2 separate regions of the Homo sapiens genome follow, and region 1 is linked to region 2. A link is a loop called in an ENCODE intact Hi-C map of the cell type or tissue named here. Cell type or tissue: breast epithelium. All regions are shown on one strand. Links, peaks and the distances in the headings refer to the core of each region. The heading gives the core; the rest is flanking DNA. Region 1 overlaps RNF185 (ring finger protein 185). Region 2 overlaps INPP5J (inositol polyphosphate-5-phosphatase J).

Region 1 (4,386 bases), core at 103-4,102, 51 kb before region 2:
AGGCACTGAGACAGGCCTGCATGTCCCAACTGTAGGCAGGCCATATCACTCTCCTTGTAAATCTTAGTAGACACCACATGGTCCCCACCCAGGATCTACAGCCTCATCCTAGCAGGCACTCAAATATTTGCTGAGTGAGGATGGGCACGCATGACTGACTTTGGTCAACTCCCAGCTGGCTGGTCACCAACTTTTCTTTGTAACATATTCTGGGCCCCACAGCTGCATACTCATCCCTGGAGCCACCTCTTCTCACCTTCTCCTACACCTATGCACAGGAATCTCAGTACACCAAGGTGGCATGGCAGAAATCAGCAGCTTCCCCTGGGGATTGTCTACTGAGCACCTACAGAACCATATGGGTCTACCAGGACTGGGACAGTGGCCCAAAACATAGAGGTTCCTGATCGGCTCAGGAACTAGGCAGAAAGAGAATCAGGTCCTGAGCATACCTATATGGCCATCCTGCTAAAATTTCTCATGGTCCCTGTAGAAGCTATAGACTTTCACCTAACCACAGAGCAACCTTGTTGTGGCTAGTTCTGTGCCTCTGTCCCTACCCTGACCATTCTTTTCTCCTGACCAGAATCCACTCTCTAGTTTTCAAAGCATTTCACATCTATCGCTGCATTTTATCCTCATGCCATTTTACAGATGAGGACACTGGGCCAGGGACATTAGAGGACTGCCTAAGGCCAGGACACCACGCAATGCCAAATTCAGACTTCCTAACACAATATTCAGCACTCTCTTCATTCTTATGTTTTTCTATTAACATGCTGCTTTACAAAATTAAATACCTGGTTTTTGTCTTCCCTCAAATTTATCGTGCAATGTTGTAACTTTTGTGCTGTTTGAAATGAGTACAGAGTAAATTAATCACTCATCCACTTATTCATTCAACCAACCAGCAGTTTTCCAATGCCAATTACATTTGAGGTCTGGTGCTACCAACTGTGGAGGAGTTACAAAGAGGAATAAGACCAAGTTGAGGTCTTGGAGTCTAGTACAGGAGCTGAAGGCACATAGATTAATTTTAAGAATTCTAAACAAGGGGCTCCATCAAACTCACCTGTTTTTCCTTTCGTTGTTGTTTTTGCCTGTTTTTCTTAAACAAAGCATCCTCTCACCCCACGAAAGATCTGGTTCCCAGATCCCTTCAGAGATTTAAATAGGATCTGGACCTAGATCAGGCCTAAGAATCTGTATGCTTTTAATGTAGCCCTCACTTTCTACCCTAGATGATTCTCTAATTAACAGAGTTTTGGAAACCCAGCTCTAGAAGAGGGTACAGCTCTATCAATAGCACAAAGCAATACCAACAAAATACAGTATTTTAGAAGGACAGAAACCTCAGGGCCTATCCAGCTACAATCCACAGGGACTACAGAGAGGTCAGATAAACTTGGGGGGTAAGGGACAAATCTGCTGAATTCAGATTAATCAGCATTTAGTCCAACTGGAACACAGCTGATCATTTTAAGAAATAAGTTCACACCTAGTTTTAAAAAACAGTCCTAACTTTGAGATGTCCAGGGCAACACATGTGGTGCTGGGACTAACGCGGATTTGCAATACTTAATGATCCTGTAGGAACACAGAGCCTGGCGGCTGAAGTTGACTGACCCAGTATCTTCAATATATTACCTTCCCAGAGCTGGCCTTTGGTCTACTTGGTCTGGCCCACCTCACAGGAATTGAGCAAGAAAGAGAACACGAGAGTTGAATATCCCTGCAGGAACCACCAGGGAACTTGATCTCATGAGGAAATTTCTCTGTAGCATTCTTAAATTCAATTATCAAGTTCTAGAGAACTGTAGGAATTCATCATCTGCCTTTTCTGTCCCTTTAACTCCAAGAATTTCTAGACCAGGGTGTAGTGAGACACCTAGAAATGTTAATCTTAGATATGAAGACTATGAATTTGGGTGATAAATAACAGGCATGATCCCAGCAGAGGTCTCATTTCTGTGAGCACATGCTTATTCACACAGAAGCTTTCTGCCAGGAACCCTGGCATGCCTGAGCCTGTCTACGCTGCTCATTAGACTGCTGCTGGACCACACGTAGGCAGAAATGGGACCTGCATTCCAAGAATGTCTACATCACACTCATAGAAGGCTGGAATGGGAAGAACTCTGAATAAGTTTATTGGAACTTGGAAACACATAAACCAGCTTTGAAATTTTAAAGTCTAAGTGGTGTTTAGGTTCCTAGGCTAGCCCATGGAGATTTGGCCCTCAAATACAGGATCAGAAGAACAGAGAAGGCTGAAAGGACTGGCTTCTTTTCATTGGGGCTGCACTGGTCCTTTTCTCTGGTTCCCTCTAATCTTCCTATCTACTTAGTAGATAGGAATGAATCTTCAAAGATTCATTAAAGATCCTATTATTTGCCAGGCATTCAAGATACAGAAATAAAACTTTTTTTTCAGTCTAAAGGGAGACACAGACAAGTGAACCAACAAGGCAACCCAGTGTACTGGGAACTGACAGAAGTGTGTACATAGTACCTGAAGACAGGGAATGCTGGGGAGGATGTAGACACAGTACAAGGAACAAGTGCATAATTCATGGTAAGGCAGCAAGGGCTGGGACTAAGGGAAGAAGAAAAGCCTTTGACTCTCAGTGCCCTTCAGCCCTGGCCTGCCTGGCTCACATACCCTATAGGGTACCTAACCCAGATCTGCCTAACCTTCCAAAGGGCTCCATGATTTTAACGTCTCTTTTTCTCCCCAACTAGCTCCCATTACCTGGTTAAATAAACTGGTACGTCCACATAATAGATTACACAGCCACTAAAAATAATGCTTCCACAGAGATTTTGCTTACGTAGGAATTTCAATTACATGACATAATGTTAAGTGAAAAAAACAGGATGGGCTGGACACGGTGGCTCACGCCTGCAATCTCAGCAGTTTGGGAGGCTGAGGCAGGCGGATCACGAGGTCAGGAGATCGAGACCATCCTGGCTAACACGGTGAAACCCCGTCTCTACTAAAAATACAAAAAATTAGCCGGGCATGGTGGCGGGCACCTGTAGTCCCAGCAACTCGGGAGGCTGAGGCAGGAGAATGGTGTGAACCTGGGAGGCGGAGCTTACAGTGAGCTGAGATCGCACCACTACACTCCAGCCTGGGTGACAGAGCAAGACTCTGTCTAAAAAAAAAAAAAAAAGAAAAAGAAAAAAGCAGGATGTAAAATTGTATACAAAGTTGAATATATATGTGGCCAGGTGCGGTGGGTCATACCTGCATTCCTAGCACTTTGGGAGGCTGAGGCAGGAAGATTGCTTGAGCCCAGGATTTGGAGCAGCTGGGAGTCTGACACAGGAGAATTGCTTGAACCTGGGAGGGAGAGGCTGCAGCGAGCCCACTGCACTCCAGCCTGGGCGACAGAGCGAGATTCTGTCTCAAAAAAAAAAAAAATTGAATTTATTTGTTATCAGCAGGTTAAAAAGATACCAAAAAAAGAGGTCAAAAATATTAACTGTAGTAGTCTCCGGACAGTGGACTTATGGACAAATTTCTTAAGCTTTAAAAAATACTTACATGTACTTGCCACCTTTTCCATAGTGAGTACTCTGTTAATACTCAGGAGAAAATAGGCCAAGCATGGTGGCTCACATCTGTAATCCTAGCACTTTGGGAGGCCAAGATGGGAGGATTGGTTGAGGCCAGGAGTTCGAGACCAGCCTGGTCAACACAGAGAGCTCCCATCTCAAATTACAAAATAAAAGATGTGAAAGGTCCAATACCTTCAGATCTCAGTAGAGAACAAAAAGGAAACCAATCTGAATTAAGTACATTCACAACTGAGGTGTGAATGGTCCTTAGAATAATAATCATCTCAGAAATTTTAACAATTTTAATTTTATGAATTTATTTTTTTAATAAGTAACACGTTTACATGGCTCAAAATTCAATAGGTACAACAAAAGGATATAGGCTGAAAAGTCTCTCCCTATCCCTGGAACCCAACAGCCCTGTTTTCTACCTTCAAGACTGCTTGACTATATTATTAGTATAAACCCTAGAAGTAGAACTGCAGGGTCAAAGTATTTATATTTGTAACTTTGAGACAGTGCTGAATACCCCCAGGGAAGATGTGCCAATTTATATTCCTATGAGAAATACATAAGACATTTGTTTCCCTAAGTCCTTGACAATGACATGTATGTTTTCCAAAAGATGATATATGGCTTTTTTTTTTTTTTGAGACAGTTTCACTCTTGTTGCCCAGGATGGAGTGCAATGGCGTGATCTCGGCTCACTGCAACCTCCACCTACCGGGTTCAAGCAATTCTCCTGCATCAGCCTCCTGAGTAGCTGGGATTACAGCTGTGCGCCACCACATCCAGCTAGTTTTTTGTTTGTTTGTTTGTAGA
Region 2 (4,386 bases), core at 168-4,167:
TCATGCGGGGAGGATGAGGCCAGAACTCACCTGCAGGAGGAACTGGGCAGCCACAGGCTTGTGGTCGCTGACTGTGTATTCCATGTGGCTGCGGTAGCTGTGCTGCGTCACCTGGAGTCGGTGGCTCTTCCGTCCTGAGGGGCTGGGACCCCCACCTGGAGCCTTGACCTTCCATAGGATACGGTCTGTCCAAGCTGGCTTCCGTTTCTTGGCACTGCAGTGAGCAGGGGTACCCCAAGTTTCAGGGGCTGGGGATCAAGATGTAACCCTCCACCTTGCCTCCTGCCCCTCTTCCCAAAGTCTCCCTGTTCGAGAAGACCTCAGCCCACTTCCCCTCAGTCCCTCCTCGGACTGAGCTCACCTGGTATCGTATTTGTTGGTACCCACATCAAACTTGAAGGTGGGAGCGAAGTTGAGGGGCCCCTCCTGAAAGCCCTTCAGAATGGGCCAGGTGTTCTTGGCCATGTTGAGCTGTGGGGGGTCCAGGAGAGCAGATTGGACAACAGCTTGGGCTCTGCTGTGCCCAGGGAGGGGGTGGGGCAGGTGAGGACAGGGACCATAGTCTAAGGTACAGGCGTGTCCTGGGACATGCTCTGTGTGCTTCTGGGGACAAGGACCCCACCTGGTCCTTCTCCCAGAGCTGATGGAGCTGGTCACTGTCGATGGCAAACTTGACAAAGTGCAGGTCATAGCTCTCAATGCGGAAGTTCAGGTCCCCGAACCAGAACACGAGGCTGTTTGGGGTGGGGGATGGGAGAGATGTGGGGGGCAGTGGGGGGTGTCAACAGGTCCATGGAGGATAAGGGCTCAGCCCAGATCCTTCCAGCCCATCCAACCCGAGGGGATGTAGTGAGTGGGTGAGTGGTGCCAGAGCCTCCAGCCCACCAAAGGGCAGAGGAAAAGCAGAGGGACCGGTCTACAGGAAATTAGGTTCTGACCTTCAGCAAGGCGGGGCCCCTCAGCAAAGCTCCACCCTACAAGCTCCGCCCCTCCCCATCCAACTGCTCTCTGCTTTCGTGTTCCTACAACTAGTTTGGGTGGGCACTAAACCCCATAGGCCCTGCCTCTCTCCATAAGCCCCACCCAAGGTGGTACAAAAACCCCCATCACTAGCCCCACCCAAGCTCTATTTGGCCCCACCCCAGCCCATACTCATGATCCAGGATGCCCTGTGCGCCCGGCCCTTGGAACTGCTGGAGGCTGAGGATGGTCTGGAAGTTGTCTTTGCGCTGCTCCGCCTTGTCCATATGCGCAGGCAAGTGGCAGTTCAGGAAGCAGAGCATGTGCCCGAAGGCCGCCAGGCGCACGCTCACGCCACCCTTGTTACCCTAGGGAGGCAGGGTCGGATGGCTCATGGGCGGGGCTTAGGCCAGGAGGTGAGGCACTGGGAGCGGGGGTTAGAGAGGAGATGTGGGTGGAAGGTGGGTGGGTCCTACAGAAATGAGGAACAACGCTGGGACACAGTGGGGAGAGAAAAGGGCGGGGGTATAGAGGAATAGGATGGGGTATTGGGTGGTGCATGGGGGGGCTGGGCCGCAGGGTAAAGGGTGGAGGATGGGAAGGGGACCTTGCTGTGCATGGGGCGGGGGGACTAATCTAAAGCCCCCTTCATGTCCCATCCTCTTCTGGGCCTGCTCACAGGCTCACCCAGTAGCCGCCCAGGCCAGTGCGCGTGCAGTCGGTCTGCACGTCTCGCAGGAAGGGCAGGTGGTAGTACTTGGCGAACAGCAGCAGGATGACACCCTGCATCCTCACCGAACTCACCTGCAGCGGGAGGCCACGTGGCTGGGGGACAGAACACAACTCCCCCGCCCTCGCGCCCACCTTCAGGTCTGCTCCTCCACCCACCCATGTCACGGACCCAGCCACAGAGGCCCAGCGGGCCCCACAGTGAGCCAGGGTACAGCTGGAGCCAGGAATTCAGCAGGGTCTCTGGCTGTCCAGGGGGTGAGGGGTGCGTTACCAGCACGAAGTTGAAGGGCCCTAGCGCATCCATGAACAGCTCACTCCACTGGTCCGTGAAGAGGGCGTCCTTGAGTCGCTTGTTGAGCATGGAGTTCACTTCCTGCAACCTGGAGGGGTGGGGGCAGGGTGGCCATGGGATTGGAGAGGTGCCCTGGAAGCCCCTGCCATGGGTGGAGGGCCCGGAAGGCCCGAGGGGCTCAGGAGGGGGTCCACATGCCCTGCCACCTCACCCTATGGCGATCATGTCTGCGCCGTCGCTGTCGTCACCACCGCCCAGGTGGAGGAGGGATGTGACATCGTCTGGGGGCATGGCAGTGCCCACGTTCCATGTGACCACAGTGATCCTGAGGGCAGGGGCATATGAGGGTGTAGTCCTGGCACCACTCCCTCACCCTCAAGCTTCCTTTCACAGGACTCCCTGGGGAACTAAATGGAGGCAGGTGTGGGCCAAAGCCCTAAGAAGGACCCACAGGAGGCCCCGAATCCTGTCCCTCTGCCACACTCTCCCTGGGGAGATCAACTGAGAGGCGGCAAGTTCCTTAGGAGGGGATGCTATCTTCTGAGCGTCACAGAGTGGGCCCAGCAACCCCCTCCCCAAAGACTCTTCCTCAGAGAGAGAAGCTGAGGTAGAGCACACCATCCACCCTGGAAGAATGGCTAACCTCAGAGCTAAGCCCCAGCCACCTTTCTTGGGAGAGGGCCCCCTCACCGGAAGCCGGGGTCGCTCTTCCAGGTAGGCTGAGCTGACCAAGGGGAGGATGACAGGGTGGATGTAGAAGAGGAGGTGGTGACTGGGGCTGGGGCTTCTTGGGCCTGAAGGTTGGGGCTCAGGCACCTGCCAGGCCCTGTACTCTGTGTGCCAAGCCTTGGGAGGGCCATGTCAGGGGCTGGGGGAACACAGGGAGAGCGATTCGGGGAGTGGCTTGGGGAACGGCTGGGTGATCGGGGTGGCTTGGGCAGAGGTGGGGGCACAGTCTGGCCTGAGGGGGCCCCAGGCCGGAAGGTGGGGGACAGAAGTCCAGGGGAGTGAGTGCCAGGCTCTGAAGGACCCTGGCCCACATCCAAGGGCAAGGTCTGGGGTGGCCGTGGCAAAACAGGATCCTCAGGGCTGCTGTGGAGGGCCTCAGGCCGGGCTCGGAAGGAGGGGGAGAGCCGAGGGTCTGGGGAGGTTTGGATGCAGGGTGGGGAGCCTGTAGGACCAGATGTCTGAGCTGGAGGCTGGAGATGCCCCTCAGAAGCAGGGAGAGGTCTAGGGGCTGGGGCATCCCTCTTTCTAGCTGATGTCTGTCCCACAGAGGCTGCGCCTGATGCCGTGGATGCTGGAGCCAGGGCCTGTTCCTGAGTTGGAGACAGAACTGGACTGGGCACCGGGGAAGGGGTGGAGGGGAGTTCTGGGGGCTGCTCCTCAGAAGCCAGGGCCAGGCTCAGGCCAGAGGCTGCCAGTGTTGGCTTGGGTCCCACGGAGGCAGGTGGCTCCTGCTTCTGGTCTCTGGAGGTTGGGGCCAGATTGGGCCCCAGGGTGACTGGGGGAGATCTTGGCCCTGCTGAGGCAGGCATCACCAGCCCCAGGGACGTCGGAGCCAGAACTGAGCCTGTGGTCGCTGGGGGAGGCTTTGGTCCAGCTGAGGCAGACATCACCAGCTGGCCCACAGATGTTGGGGCCAGGCTGGAGCTGCGGTGGGCAGTAGCTGTTTTCTGCCCTTCAGGGGTACACAGTGGAGCCAGGATTGGTCGGGGAGATGCCAGAGCCAGCCTCGGTCCTTCCGAGGAAGCTGACATAGCTGCCCGTGGCCCTACAGGTGCCAGAGCCAACCTTGGTTCCGAGGGTCCTAGGGCTGCGTTCTTCTTTGCTGGGAGCTGAAAACTTGAGTCCACCTTGTGGAGGACAAGTCAAAGATTCAGAGTGACCCTAACCAGGGCATTGGGCCCCAACTTCCATATAGACCCTGGCAGAGTTCATCTAGCTAAGAAAGGCACATCTTTCCAAGGAAGTTCTTCCTACTATCTCACTTCAATCTATTCTGCTGCAGGTCAACTTCTGTCTTGGAGGAGATAGGACACAAAACCCTAACCCCTCCTTTAAGTCTGAAACCTCTTTCACAGATGGGGAAACTCAGACCCTGACTCAAATGAGGCAGAGTGTGAACCTAAACCTGAGGACTTGCCTTGCCTTCCTGGCTGGCACCCACACCCTGCCCATTCGGGGCAGCTTCCCTGGGCAACCCTCCCACTGCAGTCCCTGAAGCTCCCCCAGCCACGGCTACTGACCTGACATCCCAGGTCTGGGCACACTGGGGACAGCCTGTTTCTTTTCTTTTTCTATTGTCAAGATACAGACCTACAGGTGCAGCTTGTTAAATACCTCTCCCTTCCTTCATAATGCCCAGAAACCCTCAGTTCCCCACCGCCCCCTAAACATCC

The links. A loop is a pair of places that touch in the nucleus more often than their neighbours do. Peaks named below come from ENCODE experiments on the same cell type or tissue, not always from the same donor. Only the 100,000 strongest peaks of a DNase experiment are listed, where the experiment ranks them.
Region 1: a loop joins it to region 2, with 10 times the contacts of the local background. A loop is called at or near these places in 1 of 110 quality-filtered maps.

The regions. Positions count from the first base shown.
Region 1 is chr22:31,175,282-31,179,667 of GRCh38, reverse strand. The region is part of intron 1 of RNF185 (ring finger protein 185); the gene reads right to left. Among named protein-coding and RNA genes, the nearest start is that of RNF185, 17 kb to the right of the region's middle. In breast epithelium, for the core only: no CTCF peak of the experiment used is centred there; DNase peaks (open chromatin) are centred at 140 and 2,037; H3K27ac peaks cover 1,002 bases.
Region 2 is chr22:31,124,299-31,128,684 of GRCh38, reverse strand. It overlaps INPP5J (inositol polyphosphate-5-phosphatase J), which reads right to left. Exons shown (of 13, transcript NM_001284285.2): 2 at 2,675-3,840; 3 at 2,196-2,309; 4 at 1,964-2,072; 5 at 1,648-1,764; 6 at 1,153-1,328; 7 at 623-734; 8 at 362-471; 9 at 31-214. Among named protein-coding and RNA genes, the nearest start is that of INPP5J, 3.5 kb to the right of the region's middle. In breast epithelium, for the core only: no CTCF peak of the experiment used is centred there; no DNase peak of the experiment used is centred there.